2 separate regions of the Homo sapiens genome follow, and region 1 is linked to region 2. Evidence: chromatin loops called from intact Hi-C (ENCODE). Cell type or tissue: PC-3. All regions are shown on one strand. Links, peaks and the distances in the headings refer to the core of each region. The heading gives the core; the rest is flanking DNA. Region 1 has its middle 100 kb from the start of DMRT2. Region 2 has its middle 180 kb from the start of DMRT2.

The links. A loop is a pair of places that touch in the nucleus more often than their neighbours do. Peaks named below come from ENCODE experiments on the same cell type or tissue, not always from the same donor. Only the 100,000 strongest peaks of a DNase experiment are listed, where the experiment ranks them.
Region 1: it touches region 2 in a loop (2.5-fold over the local background); 1 of 110 quality-filtered maps calls a loop at or near these places.

The regions. Positions count from the first base shown.
Region 1 is chr9:1,150,703-1,159,558 of GRCh38, reverse strand. No RefSeq gene overlaps it. Among named protein-coding and RNA genes, the nearest start is that of DMRT2, 100 kb to the right of the region's middle. In PC-3, for the core only: no CTCF peak of the experiment used is centred there; no DNase peak of the experiment used is centred there.
Region 2 is chr9:1,229,054-1,237,909 of GRCh38, reverse strand. No RefSeq gene overlaps it. Among named protein-coding and RNA genes, the nearest start is that of DMRT2, 180 kb to the right of the region's middle. In PC-3, for the core only: no CTCF peak of the experiment used is centred there; a DNase peak (open chromatin) is centred at 5,239; H3K4me3 peaks cover 1,154 bases; H3K27ac peaks cover 1,114 bases.

The DNA.
Region 1 (8,856 bases), core at 2,818-6,817, 78 kb after region 2:
GGTATTTCACTTTGACTTTATTCAAGCTTCTGTTGATTCTGGACAAACCTAATTTACACAAGACAACGCTATCTGTTGTCACTGTTCCTTCCCCCTGTTTGGTTTTCTCATTATTCATAGAGGCTTCCAGCTCCTTCCCCTCACTTCAGGCTTATTACTGAGCCCCTTAGAATTTCCGTAACACCAGCTTTGTAGCTCGCTATGAAGAAATGACGACTCAGTAAGAATGGGCCTGCAAGAGATTCACTTCTTGAAAAAGGACAATGAAAATCAGAGGTGAACAACTTTGCTGCTAGCAAAAAAATATATCAGGAAAGAATCTCTGTTGGCTGTACATTTTTTCATTTAAAATTAACATGGGGCTGGGCATGGTGGTGTATGCCTCTAGTCCCAGATACTTGGGAGGCCAAGGCAGCAGGATTACCTGAGCCCAGAAGGTCAAGGCTGCAGTGAGCTATGATCGCACCACTGCACTCCAGTCTGGGCAACAGAGTAAAACTGCATCTTTAAAATAAATAAATAAATAAATAAATAAATAAATAAATGAGTAAATGATACAATTAACATGGCTTTATAGAGTCCCATGGGATAAATGTATATTCTTACAGTGTTGTATACATGCGCACACACACACAAGAACACTCACCAAGCAGATGAGGAATACAACCACAGAATGGTGAAGATGGAACAACAACACAGAGGAAACCTGAATGATCACATGGAGTAGAACTGCCCACCCAGCCTCGCCCACTCACCTAACTCTGGGCTGTTATGTGAGAGATACTACTTTTTCATTTGGTTGGTTAGTTGTTTGTTTTTGATAGCAAGAGAAAATTAGAACTCTCTGAACCATGCTATTATTAATAGTAGAGAATATTTCTAAGTGGCACACATTCAAATAAAAAATGTGATTCCCTTCAGCAGTGCTTGTGCCTGCCTGGATGAGCTTATGGGTTCTATGGACATCACATACATGTCAGTCATGCCCTCCTCATTCAGAGCCACAAAGATTTTTCACACTCACTCTCAGGACCAATGAGATGTATCTTTTAACTGGTCTGTAAATGAAATAAATTTCTCTGCCCCATCATCCGTTAAGTTATGGGCTTTTGAAGTGATGGAAAAAGAGAAAGAAATGGTCTCACATCCCCTAAACAAGTCTCAAAGGCTCCTAGTTCCTGCATTTTGGGGTTGGAGCAATTTGCTTTGCCCTGAGTGAGGCATTTAAGAATATAAAAATGTCATCCATGGCTAATTTAGGGGTCAATGTGAAGCACAGGGATGCAGAGGCAGCTTTCTGATCTCTCTTGCTAAAATTAGGTTGTGGGTTGCATAAAAACACTGGGCACTCTGCTTGTATCACTGTGTCCATGCACTGTTATTGACTGCTTTCAAAGAAGAAAGCTGACCAGCCATCCAAGAAAAAAAAAAAAAAAGATGACTAATTTAAATCAGACAAATCAACACAAGACTGGCCAATCAGTCAATAAAGGCTGACAGTTCCTTTTCTGTGGGTAGGAGCTAGTGTGAGTGCCACTCACGTGCACCCCAAACACCCCAGTTCCCCTTCTCTCTGCCTTCCTGAGGGACTAATTCTTAGCTAAGCTTTCCTCCCTAGGAGCTAGCCAAAGGCAACTGTGTACACATCTTAGATCAGAGTAACTCAAGGAGATTTCCCAAGCCAAGTACAAAATCATTATTTATTCCAGAAGAGGCAGGTTAGCATAGTCCAGGTACCTATGGCCAAACAGCTTTCCTCCTTCCTACTTCCCAGTTCTCACCACTCCTACTTCTCATGCGTTTCTGAGGAAATTTAACCTGCAACTCTCATACTCAATGACAGCTGACTCACACAAACCCCTTCCCATTGAAACTATTGGATAGCCAGAAAATCCATGTGAAGATTTTTACTTTCGACCAGAAAATTGGATGCAAATTGGATGCCTAAGGTTTTGAAGGCCACGTAATCTCCCAAGACATTGGAGTTCTATCAACTCCCACATATAATCACTTCCACATATAGTATGTTTTAAAATAAAATGTTTGTCTTTATTTTCTAACTGGATTCCAACACATTAGGCAGAAACTATTATCCATCTCCCCATTTTACCCACAAGGTCTCCAAGGTTCTAAGAGGAAAGTAGACAAACTATGGTCCATGGCCAAATTCAGCCCCACACCTGTTTTGTAAATAAATTTTTACTGGAACACAGCTGCATCCATTTATTTACATTTTGTCTATGCCTGATTTTGCTATGATGCCAGACTTGAGTAGTTGTGCAGAGACCACATAGCCCAAAAAGCTGAATATATTTGTGATCTGGCTCTTTACAGAGAAAGCTTGCCAATTCCTGCTCAGAGAGATTATCTGGCTTTCACAAAGTCACATTTTGGTAATTTTCCTAAAGGCGATGACACTTAAAAATTTCCGAGAGGCAGTCAAATAATGTCTTTGGTCAAATAATGGCTCTTTCCTTTCTGCCACACTGCCTCCCTGTGTGCTAGTCAGTCTACCCTCTAGGGATCGCTGGTTGGGTCAGCAGGAGGACAGGTCAAATCATAGTTCTAGAGCATCACACAGAGGAAGCACCCAGGACTGTACAGGACAGACTATAAAATGAACAGAAAGTGTCTACCCCATTCTATTGCAAATCTCTTCCTTGCAAGGAGTAGGAAACATGCACACCTCCAAGGCTCTTCAAATTGTTACCCACAACCTTGGGCCATGGGCTTCAGGGACGTTTGCTTGTAGTCCAACCCTTGAAGAAGAGATCTCTCCAGGTGTTCTCAGACATGCCATTACACATTCCGTTCTTAGAACTTTCAGGGTTGGTGTTTGGTGTTTTTACTATTGTTGCTAGTATTGTTGTGGTTTGATTTGGTTGGGTTTTGTGGCTTTTAAGCCTATTTAGTAAGTATCATGCTATTGTCATAGAAAGCTAGTGGCTGCTTATTTAATATCTAGATGATCTTCAAAAGTGGAGAAAGCCAACTGAAATTGAAAACTACTTTTGTAAAAGTCCTAAATGCCTATTATGCGTGTAGTAGTCCTAAAGTTTGGAGATTGTACGTGTGTTTGAGTGGGGGGGGGGGGTGTTTGTCTAAGTGTGTGTGTGTGCGCGCGTGTGTATGTTTGGGAGGTTTGGGAATTTTGTTCTGTTTTTCTTTTATGGAGAAGCAAGAAGTGGGGATAGAAAGTACTAGACTAACCAGTTTCAGGATGTATCTGCATTCTACTAAATAGCAAAACTTGCCCATGTGATCAAGCCCAGTCACTTAAAGTCATAACCAGTGCTGCAAATTGTTCTGCTACAGACCTTGGAAACATGATTAGAAAATATATACTAAAGGATATACTGATCTTGAATAATTTCTTTCCTGCATTAGGCACAAACCTATGGTCACTCAGCCTATGGTAAAAGATTTATCATGTTGCAACTGGTTTGAAAAACTCCAGTGTGTGTGTGTGTGTGTGTGTGTGTGTGTGTGCGCGCGCGCATGTGTGTGTGCATTAAAATTTTTGTTTTGTTTTACCTTGAAGGTTGTAAGTGGTGTAATACTTTTTCCTTTGTTTTCTGTTGCATTTGATAGAGTTAATTTTTTTATTTTATTGGAGTATTTTTAAAGGAATGCTGTTTGGTAAGTATGGTGACCTGGGAGAGGGAAGAAAAACACAGACTTTCTGATCACCCAGGGCTATGAATTACCACTAAGAGAGACTGATTGATCCAAGTGCTATGTTCCCTGCCAGGGGTTGAAAATGAAACTGGTACAAAGAGGTACCAGATAAGAGAAGAGCAAACAAGAGTGTAAAGTAGTGGTTCTGTTGTGGCCAGGCTCACCACCCTGTACTTCATCCTCCTCCTTTGCCTCCACTCTTTTCCCAATAGACATTATTAAACACACTATCAGACACAGTACCTCATGCCTCCAGGGAAATATGAGCACACAGGAACAACTGCTGGATGAATTTGTAACTTATAAACTGAGCAACTCTTGCAGGAGGCAGGAGGAAATAATATAGAGATAGATGGTATAAAAGAGCATTTTAGAGATGTGGGAAGAGAAATAACTGCCTACATTGAATAACCGGACTACTAGAAAAAAGACAACATAAAATAAAGACAAGAAAATATTTGAACAAATAATGGAGATAAATTTCCTGGAAATAAAACAATATTTCTTAAAACCTGAAAATTAAAAAGGCACATAAATGCCAAACAGAGATATAAAGAAAAGGACACCTCTGTCTAGAGGTGAAAACTATCAAAGACAAAGCAAAATTCTAAAAGCTTCTAGAGAAACAGAGCATATCACTGATAGAAAACAAGAATCAGATTGTAATTACACATCTCGGTTCTAATACTATGTAGAAGAAATCAGTGGGGAAAGATTTTAAAAGTATTGAAAAACGATGTATTTAAAACTGGATTTTCCTAAGCAACCAAATTGTTATTCAAATCTGAGAACATAATACAACATTTTGGGCACACAGGCTTCAAAACTTTTTCTACCACAATTCCATATAATGATAAGGAAACACATTCAGAAGTACGAGAGATGTTGGGAGAAATGGAGTATCAAATTTCTTGGTAAGATGTGTCATTGTCCAAACAAATTTAAAGGACTAAAGAAAAGAAAAAGTACATCTATAATAAACTAGAGATGAAATTCTAGACTGTATCAGTATGATAGAGCCAGGAAGACAAAAAGTGTAGGAGCACATGTGACTGTGCTTCTCTTGTTAAATAAGTGTATAAATATGTATACTTATAAAATTTTAGTATATAAATATTGATATGTTTAAGGAATCAGAGAAAAATAAACATGAATCTGAAGAAGGCAACCACCAAAAGCACAAACATAGGATACCGCTTACCTTAGATGACACAGGTTTGAACTGTGCAGGTCCAATTATACGAGGATTTTTTTCAACCAAACATAGATCAAAACTACAGCATTCATGGGATGTGAAGCCTGTGTACACGGAGGGTTGACTTTTCAAATATGTAGGTTCTGCAGGGCCAACTTGTGGGATTTGAGTAGGCCCAGATTTGGGTATACGTGGAGGGTCCTAGAACCAATCATCTGTGTATACCAAGGATGACTGTATATAACTTTCTAACAGACAAAAAAAAAATCCTTCTATCTAATGGAAAACAAGAAAGAATAAAAAAATAAAGAAGATAGAGAATCTGAACCATTTATTCTTTTCAATTTACCTATAAGGTAAATCAAATAATACTTCTCCAAATTCGTGAATACATTCTCTTTAGGTTGACTTCTAGTAGTTATCTTTCCTACTTAGGACTTTTAATCCACCTAAAAATCATTCTTATATATGGGGTGAAGTAAGCAGCAGCATTTTATTCACGTGAAAAACATCACTCGTTATTGAAAAGATCATCTTTTTCTTAGTGCTCTGTAGTACCACCTTTATTGTAAAATCAAATTACCACGTTTATGTATTTTCTGGATGTTCTGTTCTGTTTTAGTGGTGTATATCTATCATTGTACCCATATCATACTTCCTTAGTACTGTAGCTATGTAATAAACATGGATACCTGGTAGAATTAATCCTCCTACTTTGTTCTTGTTGAAGATTGTCTTGCCTATTCTCAGACCTTTGATTTCCATATATTTTTAAAATCAGTTTCTACACATACACAAACACAACACAACCTGACATATTGCTAGGGATTACATCTGTACAATGTTGAGTCTTTCAATCCAGGAATATAATATATCCTCTGACAAAGGAGAAAAGTCATAAGATTATCTCCACAGATGCAGGAAATGCATTTAATAAAAACTAACATCCACTTATAATTTTAAAATGTTAGCAAACAGGAAATAGAAAGAAACTATTTAATCTGATAGAGTACCCACAAATAATCTCCAACAAACATCTATTTAGACCTTCTTTAATTTCTCTTAACATTTTTACTTTTCTGAGAAGAGAGATCACAAATTTTTCTTAGCTATATTTCAAGATAGTTGGTGTTTTTGAAAACTGAATATTTTTTGTTTTCTAATTAGTTATTAGTGATATGTACAATGTATAATTAATTTTGTGTATTGATCTTGTACTTGACAATCTCAGTATATTCAATTATTCATTTTAATAATTTATCTATGTGTTATTTTGGACTTTCTATGAATAATAAGGGTTATATTTTTATTTCTCCTTTTATAAGCAATTTGTTTTTGTTTTAATTGCAATGGCTAGCCAGGCTCTTCAGTAAAAATGTCAGACAGAAAATGGTAATAGTAGATATATTCATCTTGTTTCTGATATGATTTCAGAAAGGAAAAGAAGCTTTTAGTATTTCACCATGAGTGTAAAGATTATTTGTGAGTGCTCTAGCAGATTAAGGAGTTTCCTTCTATTTCCAACTTGCTAAGATTTTATTATTACAAACAGATGCTAATTTTTATTACATGTGTTTCCTGCATCTATGGAGATTATCTTATGACTTTTTTCTCCCTTTTTCTTTTTTTTTTTTTTTTGAGACAGAGTTTCTCTCTTGTTGCCCAGGCTGGAGTGCAATGGTGCGATCTCATTTCACTACAACCTCCGCCTCCCGGGTTCAGGCGATTCTCCTGGCTCAGCCTCCTGTATAGCTGGGACTACAGGCGCCCGCCACCAGGCCCAGCTAATTTTTTGTGTTTTTAGTAGAGATGGGGTTTCACCATGTTGGCCACGCTGGTCTCGAACTCCTGACCTCATGTAATCCACCCACCTTGGCCTCCCAAAGTGCTAGGATTATAAGCATGAACCACCGCTCCCAGCCTCCTTTATTCTTTCATACAATGAATTAGATTGGTTGATTGTGAATGTTGAACCAAACTTATATTTCTGGCAAAAAAAAAAATTGTTCTTGATGTAGTATTCTTTTTATGTATTGCTGGATTAGGCTTTCTAATACTTATTTCAGATTTTTAAATTTGTATTGATGAATGAGATTAGCCTGTAATTTTACTTTCCTATAATGCCCATATCAGGAAATGTTATCAAGATTATGAAGGCCTTATAAAATCTGTTAGGTTGGAGAATGCTTTATACCATATGCAGGAGCCAACAGTCACCAAGCCAGGACAGCCTGACAACCTGGGCCTGAGCAAGCAACACCACAGCCCTTGGGCAAAACTATTGTCAAGCCAACTGTTAGTAGTGAGCACCTGGCCAGATAGGTGCTGTGGGCTAGGGATGTGGGCAAGGGAGTTGGCTGGTACATAGACTGCTGAGCATGCACGCAGACATTTTCTCTCTCCCCATCTGTACAAAAAGTGCCTCACAACCTTCAGAATCACAGTTTTGACCCTCGTATCCCAGGATTTATTTTGTCACAGAATCCAGCAAAGTTGCAATTCTTCGTGTTCCAGCCCTGAGTGGAGTAAGAAACTTCCAGCAGAGTTGATAAAAATGACAAACTCAAAAACTTTCCCAGGTTATCTGCCAAATTGTCGCTGAATTTAGTGCTGTATCCACTGCAAACCTCATTTAGCAAATCTCCAAGTTATTTCATGTTGGTCAAAACAAAGACTGCCTCTTTAATTCTGGGAGAATGTAGGCTGTGGCCCAGCAGAGGGGAGGCCATCTCTGTAGTTAGCATGCTGTAGCAAAGATCTGCTGTGAAAACTGTAAAATTACTCTTGGTTGGAAATAGAAACCTGCCTTTGAGAGCAGTCAGCAATGTTAAGAGATGAAAGTTTATTACTGAATGAGCTCACATGTTCAAAGACAATGGTTGGCATAAAAACTTTCCGTTCTGTTTTGAATACCATTTTGTGAAAGACAGGATGAAAACAAAGGGGTGTCCTTGTTGATAATATTTCTTTAATTTTAACCTCATAGACTCACAGCAACGCTCGTGACACTCCTTATGGTTTCTTCGGCCTATTCTTCTTGGATAAGGTATTCCCTCTTTTATATATCATCTTATTTATGCAGTTACTTCTGAAGCTCCTGGTGACCTTTCTCTAAACTTTTGCATTTGACAAAAATAATGAATCAACTACTGAACTCATGTTCAGTAGATAACCAAAATGAGAATCTCTAGAGAATATAGGAATAAAGTCTCTCTTCTATAAAAATGTCTCACCACTATACTTTATTAGAGTGAAGAAAATAGAATGTTATAGTTCATCATTTAAAAATTGCAAACAGTGAAATTTAACTGGATACTCATGCAGATGAATTGCTAAATTCATAATGCTCCTTAGATGTCTTCTAGAAGCAGCACTAAATTTATATATCAAGGATGTTTTTAAATTTGTTCAAAATAGATGACCTCAGAATTTTATATAGAATATTACTGAAAAAATATGCCTAGTGTTAATATCTTGCATATTTAAGCATTGTGGTGTCTTATCTAAAAATCAAGTAAATTAGTTGTTATAAATGACTGCCTACCTAAAAGCAGAAAGAGACATTTATTATTAAGGAAACATTCATGTCTCGTTCAGTTAATGGAATTGGAAATTACACCTCAAATTTACACATCAGTAAATTATTTTATGGCTTTCAATGAAAATAACTTAATGCTGGACAAAGGAAAATTCCGAGTTCTTAGTCTACTATTAATTGACTTGAAGAACAATAATTCTTTTTGCAAATCAAAGAAGCCAGAACCAAAAGGAAATTAGATACTTGAAATACACCCAGACTACATCTTAAAATTTTTCAGAAAAGGTTAAAATTATAAGATAAGATTAACATTTTTAAGTGAACTGATATTTGATTTTCTGGATTAAAAAGAAAAAAACAGTTTTTTCTGAGTTTATTTTTTTCTACCCATTAGAAGAGATTGTGTAAAAATGGTATTGTTTCCTTCTAAGGTAACTGGTAAAAC
Region 2 (8,856 bases), core at 2,829-6,828:
TTCTGAAAGGTTTTCAAATATCTCATTATCTTCCTTTCTTAAAGCTGAGAAAGAATGTATTCTTATGGAAAATGGTTTTACTTATACTGCTTATACCCACCTATAGCCAGAAGGCATTATATGTTTTACATATTGAATTCTATAATAACAACCCTATGTTGGCAGGTAATATTTGACCTGTTTTACAAGTAAAAAATGTCAAAGTCACCAAGAGAGTAAGCAATGGAGCCAGTGATGGTGGCAGGAGGCAGACAAATGCCTAAGCATTTAGGAGTGGGTCTCCAGTGAAACCCCGACCTTCAAGCCAAAGACAGTTTAAAGCCTAGCTTCAAGTCCCGGGTAAATCCACAGACCAGATTGAGAACCTGTCTTCCCGTTTGCTGCACTTTCCTCTGATTGGTACCCACCCTTCACTTATTTTACATATACCTACCCTTTCCTTACTGGTTTTTCTACACTGTTGTGCCCACCTTTGAGTGGTGTCTTCGCTTTAACCTTTTTTGCATACTCACAAGCCAATCAGCACACATTCCCCTTTCTGAGTGCATAAAAAGCCCTGGACCCAGCCACACTGGAAGAGAGAAACCACCCAACTGTGGGGGTGAGGGACCACCCTCCCTCAAGTCCCCTCTCCACTTATAGCTGTTTCATTACTCAATAAAATTCTTCTCTGCCCATCTTCAACCTTCAAACTGTCAGTGTATCCTCATTCTTCTTGGATGAAGGACAAGAGCTCACTGATACGGTTTGGCTGTGTCCCTACCGAAATCTCATCTTGAATTGTAGCTCCCATAATTCCCACATGTTGTGGGAGAGACCCAGTTGGAGATAAATGAATGATGGGGGCAGTTTCCCCCATATTGTTCTCATGGTTGTGAATAACATTCAGTTGTTCTATAAGGGGTTTCCCCTTCCACTTGGTTCTCATTCTCTCTTTTATGCTGCTAGGTAAGACATGCCTTTCGCCTTCCACCATGATTGTGAGGCATCCCCAGCCACATGGAACTATGAGTCCATTAAATCTCTTTTCTTTATAAATTACCCAGTCTCAGGTGTGTATTTATCAGCAGTGAGAAAATGGACGAATACCCTCGGGAACCCCCTAGTGCGGGTACAAGCTATAGCCCAGATGGGCCAAGTAGGGGGGTACCTGCAGCGGCAGGCCCATGGCCGAGAGAGGCTCAGGTCAGGGAGAGTGGCCAGTCCTGGAGGCCCCCAGTTGGCAAAGTGATCGAGAAAAGTCCTGCATCACCAGGATTCTAACTGTGTACATGGAAGCCCACGCTTAATCCCTATATTGAATGCCTGGTCAGGTGGTCAAATTTCTGCCTGCTGAAAGCATCTATTAGGTGACACCCTCAGAAAAATCCTCTGCTGAATAGAGCCTACAATTCCTGGCAAGAACATGAAATATTGTTTTTCCTTCTCACAGAAACAAGTGAAACCAATCAGCTGTGATCATTATTCCTGTGTTTTCAAGTACTTCCAAGGCACTTTACATACAAAAATTCCAGAGGCAGACAGTCCACAATCATCAGAGAAAGAGCTTCCTTCTACTTTATTGTATATTATCCTTAATACATGGTTTCCAGCTCACAGTCCAAGATAGAAACCTTAAAATTGCTGTTCTTCTTCCAAAAAAAATAATTCCCTAGAAAAGGGACAGCTGTGAGCCATTAGCAGTCAACACTTTCAACAGCTGGAGGATGGTTGTTCTGGCCCAATAAAGGGAAACCGGGCAGGACTTTAACAGTGGCCACTATGTGGTCCACCCGCCAAATCCACATTGTGGGCAGCAAAAAGGAGAAAGGGGCATTCCCATTCTTCTCTCATTCTTCTCTCATTCTCATTCTCTTATTCTCTTAGTCACATGAGCATAAACAGCAGCAAGGGAACTTGGAGAATACAGTCTTTATCATGGATGGCTATCAGCTCAGTCATTAATTGGTACTTCAATTATTCGACACATCGGGAGGCAATTAGCAGTCTATAGTCCATGCTTCCAACCTGACCCTCAATGTTCCTCCCAAGGCAGAGTGTTTGCACTTGCCTGAGGGCTTCAGGCATTCCAGGCATCCTTCTCACTGACCTAGCACCGGCCCTGGGAACTTCCATGTTCAGGTATAATCGCTGTCTTCTCTCCACCTACCCAGGGCATTCTTACACCTGCAACTTATAGTCTTGACATCTTAGTGCTCAAGGGCCAGCTACCCCCTCTGCTTCCCACTTTGATCCTCTCTCTCAATTCTGGTTTCTGGGACTCCGAGCTATCCCTCTTCCTCATGTGATTAAAATAAAAATATAATATCACTTTTAGGGGAAAGCCACTCCCTACACTAATGTAGCTTTACCTTTATTTGATAACAGTTACCACAATCTCATGCAATTTAAAAGAAATTATAATTCCATACTCAGGATAAAAGGGGAGTGGTTTCCTTATATATGCAGATGGCAGGAATTCTGTGCTTCAAGTTCTGTGCTTGAAGAATACTTTTTTTCCCACTTAATCCTAAGGTTAAGAACTGATTATAAGGTAGTATACTCTGCTAGAAGGGGGTAGGGGGTAGGGGGATGCATTCTGCCTCAGATTTTAAATTATAAGCCAAATTATACAAAGATGTAAAACTTAATGGGAAAACTTAATGGGCTAAGGATGTGAACAAAAGTAGAAATACAAATGGATAATACATCTCAAAAAAATGCAATTTCTAAGAATAAAAATTTAAATAATGAGACATCATTGTCTTTTACCTATCTGATAAAAATTAATGAGAATTATATAAATATAGAAGAAGGGACCAGGCGCAGTGGCTCATGCCTGTAATCCCAGCACTTTGGGAGGCCAAGGCAGGCAGACCACTGGAGCCCAGCCATTCAAGACCAGCATGGGCAACATAGCGAAACCCCATCTTCCACCAAAAATAAATTTAAAAATTAGCCGGGCATGGTGGTGCATGCCTGTAGTGCCAGCTGCTTCGAGGGCTGAGGTGGGAGGATCGCTTAAGCCCAGGAAGCGGAGGTTGCAGTGAGCCAAGATGATGCCACTGCACTCCAGCCTGGGCAACAGAGCCCGATCCTGTCTCCAAAAAAACAAAAACATGAAAGAAAAAAAAAGGAAAAGGTCACTGTCAACTGACTCGGGTTGAAACTAGTACAATTTTGGAGGGAAGACGATTTGATAAGACAATCAAAAATCTTTTTAAAAATGCTTTGATCCCAGGTGTCATCCTGCTGGGAATTGGACAAGAGTGAAAAATGTTTGTACACAATTCAGTTCAAATTTGTTTGTAATAGAAGAAAACCTAAATGCCCAATGCTGAAGGAATGGTTAAATATGTTACTGGACTTCTATGTAACGGACTGCCATGTAGCCATTTGAAATTCCAAGAAACATTTGTTGTCACTGATATTTAGGTTACATTTTCCTTAATTTAGGGAAAAAATGTAGCTTACAAAATAGTGCATGCTGTGTATGCAGTACCATTTTTGTAAAATGTATATGATTATATGTTGATCTTTATACATTTACCGTGTAAATAGTCTAAGAGGATATATACCAAAATGTTACATATTGTTTTCACTGGAAAGCAGTATTTCTGATTATTTTATTGTTTTTATTTCCTTTTTTTTCATATCTGTTTATTGTAAGCATTCCACAAAGTTTTCACTTTGAAAAGTTGCTTTTATTTAAGTTATAAAAAATCTAGAAGAGTATAGCATTGAATATTTACCAATTCTTTGGAGAGGAAATGACTTTCTAAGTAACAGAAATCACAAAGGAAAACACTGATCATTTGCCAAAAATAACAATTATAGTATGTCAAAAAAATAAAATGCAAGAAGTCTGAGGAAAAGTAATATCCATGGCAAACCTTATACCAAAATCTAATATAACATAATCAGATAAACACTACTCTAAAAGTGAAATAGGAAAACATAAGCTATGTATACTGATAATTCTCAAAATGGGCAAAGCAGTCAGAAACACATTAAGAAATTAATTTCACTATTAATTTAATAAAATTAAAACAGGGCTATTAAATTCATAATTATTAGGTTGAGAATTATATGAAGCTAACTCTTGTGCAATGTTTGTAGCCATGTAAATCGGTGCAATACTTTTGGAAAGCCATGTGGCAATACTCATCTGCAGCCAGAAAACTGATTAGCCTTTGACCCAGTAATATCCTAGAGATGCAATCCAGTTTAAGAAATAGCTACATACACGAAGATGTTTATGATCACTTTTTTATAGTAGCAATTTAGAGGAAATATTCTAAATGTCCATGATGAAAGAATGCTTAAATATATTGTTGGTAAATCTACTAAAGGGAATATAATACAACCATTAAAATTAGGGATATGACAATTATGTAATAACAGAAAATTTCTCAGGTTAAGTACCAAAAACAAGATACTAAATTGCATGGTATTTTTAGAGTATGGATAGACAATAGACTCAAGCAAAATGTACAGATATGTTCAGATAACTAACAATTCTTAAAAATTACCAGTAGTCCTGGCTACTCAAAAGGCCAACGAGGGAAGATCACTTGAGGCCAGGAGTTTCAGACCAGCCTGGGCAACATTTCTTTTTTTTAAAAAAATTGCCAATTGTCTCCATTGCCAATATTTTCTTTAAACAACTTTTATTTTTAATAATCTATTTTAAGTGATGGCTATGAAAACTATGCAGCAACATGGAAAATTATAATACAGTGTTATCTGAACAATGTATATCCAGTTGCATGTATATATGGATAACAATCCATAGGATATTGTCTGCTATGATAATAAATGTATGGGTAAATTTTATCTCACTAGCATCAAAATTGGATAATTTTGTAAAGATAACTTATTTATAAACAAGAAGATATAGAACAGCATGATACTATATCAATAAATATACCATTTGAGCAAAAAAATGTCTGGAATGTAAAGGGTAAGAAGCTTATATATAGATTTGCCAACTTTCTTTTTGTGTTCAAAACTACAAATCATTAACCAGCTTTTGCTTTTCTTAACAAATAGAAAATAGTTTCACAATGACTTTGACAAGAACATAGGAAAGAGAGAGAAACAGACATGCATTCGTGTTTTGCAAACTAATTTCTGAGAGGCAGTGAGTAGCCTGAACTCCTGGCCTCAGGAAATGAAAATAGACACGATGCCACTTCCTAGTTCCTAAGTATTTCATAATCCTTTTTCTACAATCAGTCTTCCACACGCCTGGCCTGGGTCCCGGAGAATAAAGTACACAAACTTCTTACTTTTTCAGAATGCCTCGGGTCTGCTCTTTCCTTAGCAAATATTTCCAATGTGCCAACTGTTTACACATGGCTTCTGAACTTTCCCATCCATAGCCAGAGTCCAGCAGGATTTGTCAGTTACTGGTAATTCTCAGGAAACAGAACTCTCGCCATCCTTCGAAGTGAGCAAGGAAGGATTTGCCATGACAGCCTCGCCTTCAGGCACACAGCTGGTATCCACTCCTCCCATGCGAGAGAGAATGGAAGCCTTCAGAAACACTGACTTCAAGCAACCATTGTGCTGTTCTCAGTTTAGTACCACAGTTTTCAAGGTGCATTTGAGAGAAATTGGAAAACAAGCAGATAAGGAAAAGGTTTGCTGCCTGACAGTTTGGTCTTTCGTGTTTAGTTAATAGCCATGACTCGCACAGGAGTGCTGTGCAATAGCCATAATGCTTTCCAGAATGCCTTCAGCATGTTTTCAACTGCTTAGTAAGATTTAGTCTCACTTGCTGACATCACCTCTTGGGGGTTATTTAAGTGTTCAGTTATTTTTCCAAGCAGCCTGGTGGTGTTCCTCTATCCTCTGTAGTATTCCAACCCAGCAGTTCTCAACACTCTCTTAACAATGACAAGGAAGACCAATGACATTTTGCCCATGGGCAAAGTCAGATGTAATGAAACCCACTCCTTCACAAGAATATTTGGCAGAGAAGTTGAATACTAAGCTGATTCCTAATAACTATTCATAATACCTCTAAGTGAAATGCTACCCTCTCCTCTTCCATGCAAGAAAGCATTTCAGGATATCAGTGCACAGGGACATATCATTGAGGAAACTTTTAAGCCACCGAAATTTATTCAAAATTTAAATGATTAGAAAATGGGCATTGCAGTTATTAGTAATAAAAATGACTTATGACACAATTCAGAGCTAAACTTTAGGTACGACTTACTGCCTTCATCACCCAGCAACCCAGGATGTATTTTAACTTCTAAAGATGTCAGAACATACATTGGCTCCATTCTTGCTATAAGAGCGCTACAAGTGGGTTTGACCCTTTGTGGCTTCATCTTGAGGTTTTTGCAAAGCCCGTATGGTATTCCTATTGCTCTTTCCATGGTGGATATTCCTGTAGAATCAAACCCATGGATTCCCCATTCTTGTCAAGAGATATATCCATCATCCATTATGAAAGAGTAAGATCCACTAGGAAGAGCTCAGTGGTGACACTGAGCTGAGCTACTGCAAACTACAGTTCACAATCCCAGCAGCAAAAGGGTGCTACGCTTATCTCCTTTACATTCCCAAATGTCATCTGTTGCCTGTTGTGTCTTTTTCCACATTTCAAATCCTGCTATGATCCATGGTTATGCTTATTTTGAAATATATTATACATAGAAAGAATATATAATATGCATATGTACAGTTTGAAAAATAAAAAAAATGAATACCCATGTACCAAACACCTGGCTAAAGAAACGGAACAACCCCCATAAACCAGAAGCTTCCTCCTTTCACCCCACTACCACCCTCATCCCACACAGAGGGAACCACTACTCTGAATTTTGTGACAATCATTCCTTTCTTTTTCTTTAAGATTTTATTACTGATGATATAAGCCTAAACAATGTATTGCTTCATTCTGCCTGGTTTTGAATTTCAGTATAAGTGAAATCATACAAAATATATCTTATGACTTCCAAAGAAGTAACATGATGTTTTTAAGATTCATCTGTCTTAATATCTATTTCTGTAGTTAATTTATTTTTACTGCTGTATAGCGTTCCATTATATGAATACACCCTACCTTATTTGTCCTATTGAAATGTTCATAGCTTCTGTTTGCCTGCTTGCTTTTTGAAAATTATTTTGTGAGCATTTTTAAAACTGTCTCTCCTTATGAGTGTTCACATATTAAACTTTATTAGAAAGTTGAATTTCTACATAGGCTGGCTTTGTCTCTCAGCTTTCTATTTAGTTCAACTGGTCTTTTAATCTGTTACTGCATGAATATTAAACTGTCTTTATTAAAAATCAATAAGACAAGTCTTATTCTTCTTCTAGAGTGGTTTTATATTTCAGGAGCCCTTTGCTTATCCAAATAAATTGTAGAATCTGTTGACCAGTTATCCTAAAAAAAGTTAAACATGAATTGTATTTACTATAAATCTATGAATAAATTTGAAGGGGATTAATATCTTTCTTTGTAACTACATGAAACATCCTCCTTTTAGTTAGAATCCCTTTTAGTAGCATCATCATTTTCTTGATGAATGGCTTATACTTCATTTTTGTTGATTCCTGTGTACTTGATAATTTTGCAGTTATTGTAAAGTATAAAATTCTTTGAAATTCCATTGTCTAACTGATCATTCATGGTATACAGAATGCTATTGACTTCAGTATACTGAGTTAATATGAAGAACTTTGCTAAATGTATCTACTAATTCTAATAACCTATTCAAAAACTCTTGCATTTTTACACAATTATTTCATCTTGATAGTTTTAATTCTGTCTCTACAATAAGTAATTTTTGATTTTTTTTGTTTTATTTTGTTTTGTTTCCTGACTCACTGCACTATCTTGCTCCTCCAGTAAAATGTTGAACAGAAGTAGTTACAGTAGTCATCCTTGTACTCCTGATCTCAGAAGCTTTCAACATTCTACCATTTATTAAGATTTTTGATCTAAGCTTTCCTTTTTTTTTTCTTTTTTTTTTTTATTTGTTATGTACACCATTAATAGGTGGCTATTCTTTTTTTTTTTTTTATACTTTAAGTTTTAGGGTACATGTGCACATTGTGCAGGTTAGTTACATATGTATACATGTGCCATGCTGGTGCGCTGCACCCACTAACTCATCATCTAGCCTTAGGTATATCTCCCAACTCTATCCCTCCCCCATCCCCCCCACCCCACCACAGTCCCCAGAGTGTGGTATTCACCTTCATGTGTCCATGTGATCTCATTGTTCAATTCCCACCTATGAGTGAGAATATACGGTGTTTGGTGTTTTGTTCTTGCGATAGTTTACTGAGAATGATGATTTCCAATTTCATCCATGTCCCTACAAAGGATATGAACTCATCATTTTTTATGGCTGCATAGTATTCCATGGTGTATATGTGCCACATTTTCTTAATCCATTCTATCATTGTTGGACATTTGGGTTGGTTCCAAGTCTTTGCTATTGTGAATAATGCCGCAATAAACATACGTGTGCATGTATCTTTATAGCAGCATGATTTATAGTCCTTTGGGTATATACCCAGTAATGGGATGGCTGGGTCAAATGGTATTTCTAGTCTAGATCCCTGAGGAATCGCCACACTGACTTCCACAATGGTTGAACTAGTTTACAGTCCCACCAACAGTGTAAAAGTGTTCCTATTTCTCCACATCCTCTCCAGCACCTGTTGTTTCCTGACTTTTTAATGATTGCCATTCTAACTGGTGTGAGATGATATCTCATAGTGGTTTTGATTTGCATTTCTCTGATGGCCAGTGATGATGAGCATTTTTTCATGTGTTTTTTGGCTGCATAAATGTCTTCTTTTGAGAAGTGTCTGTTCATGTCCTTCGCCCACTTTTTGATGGGGTTG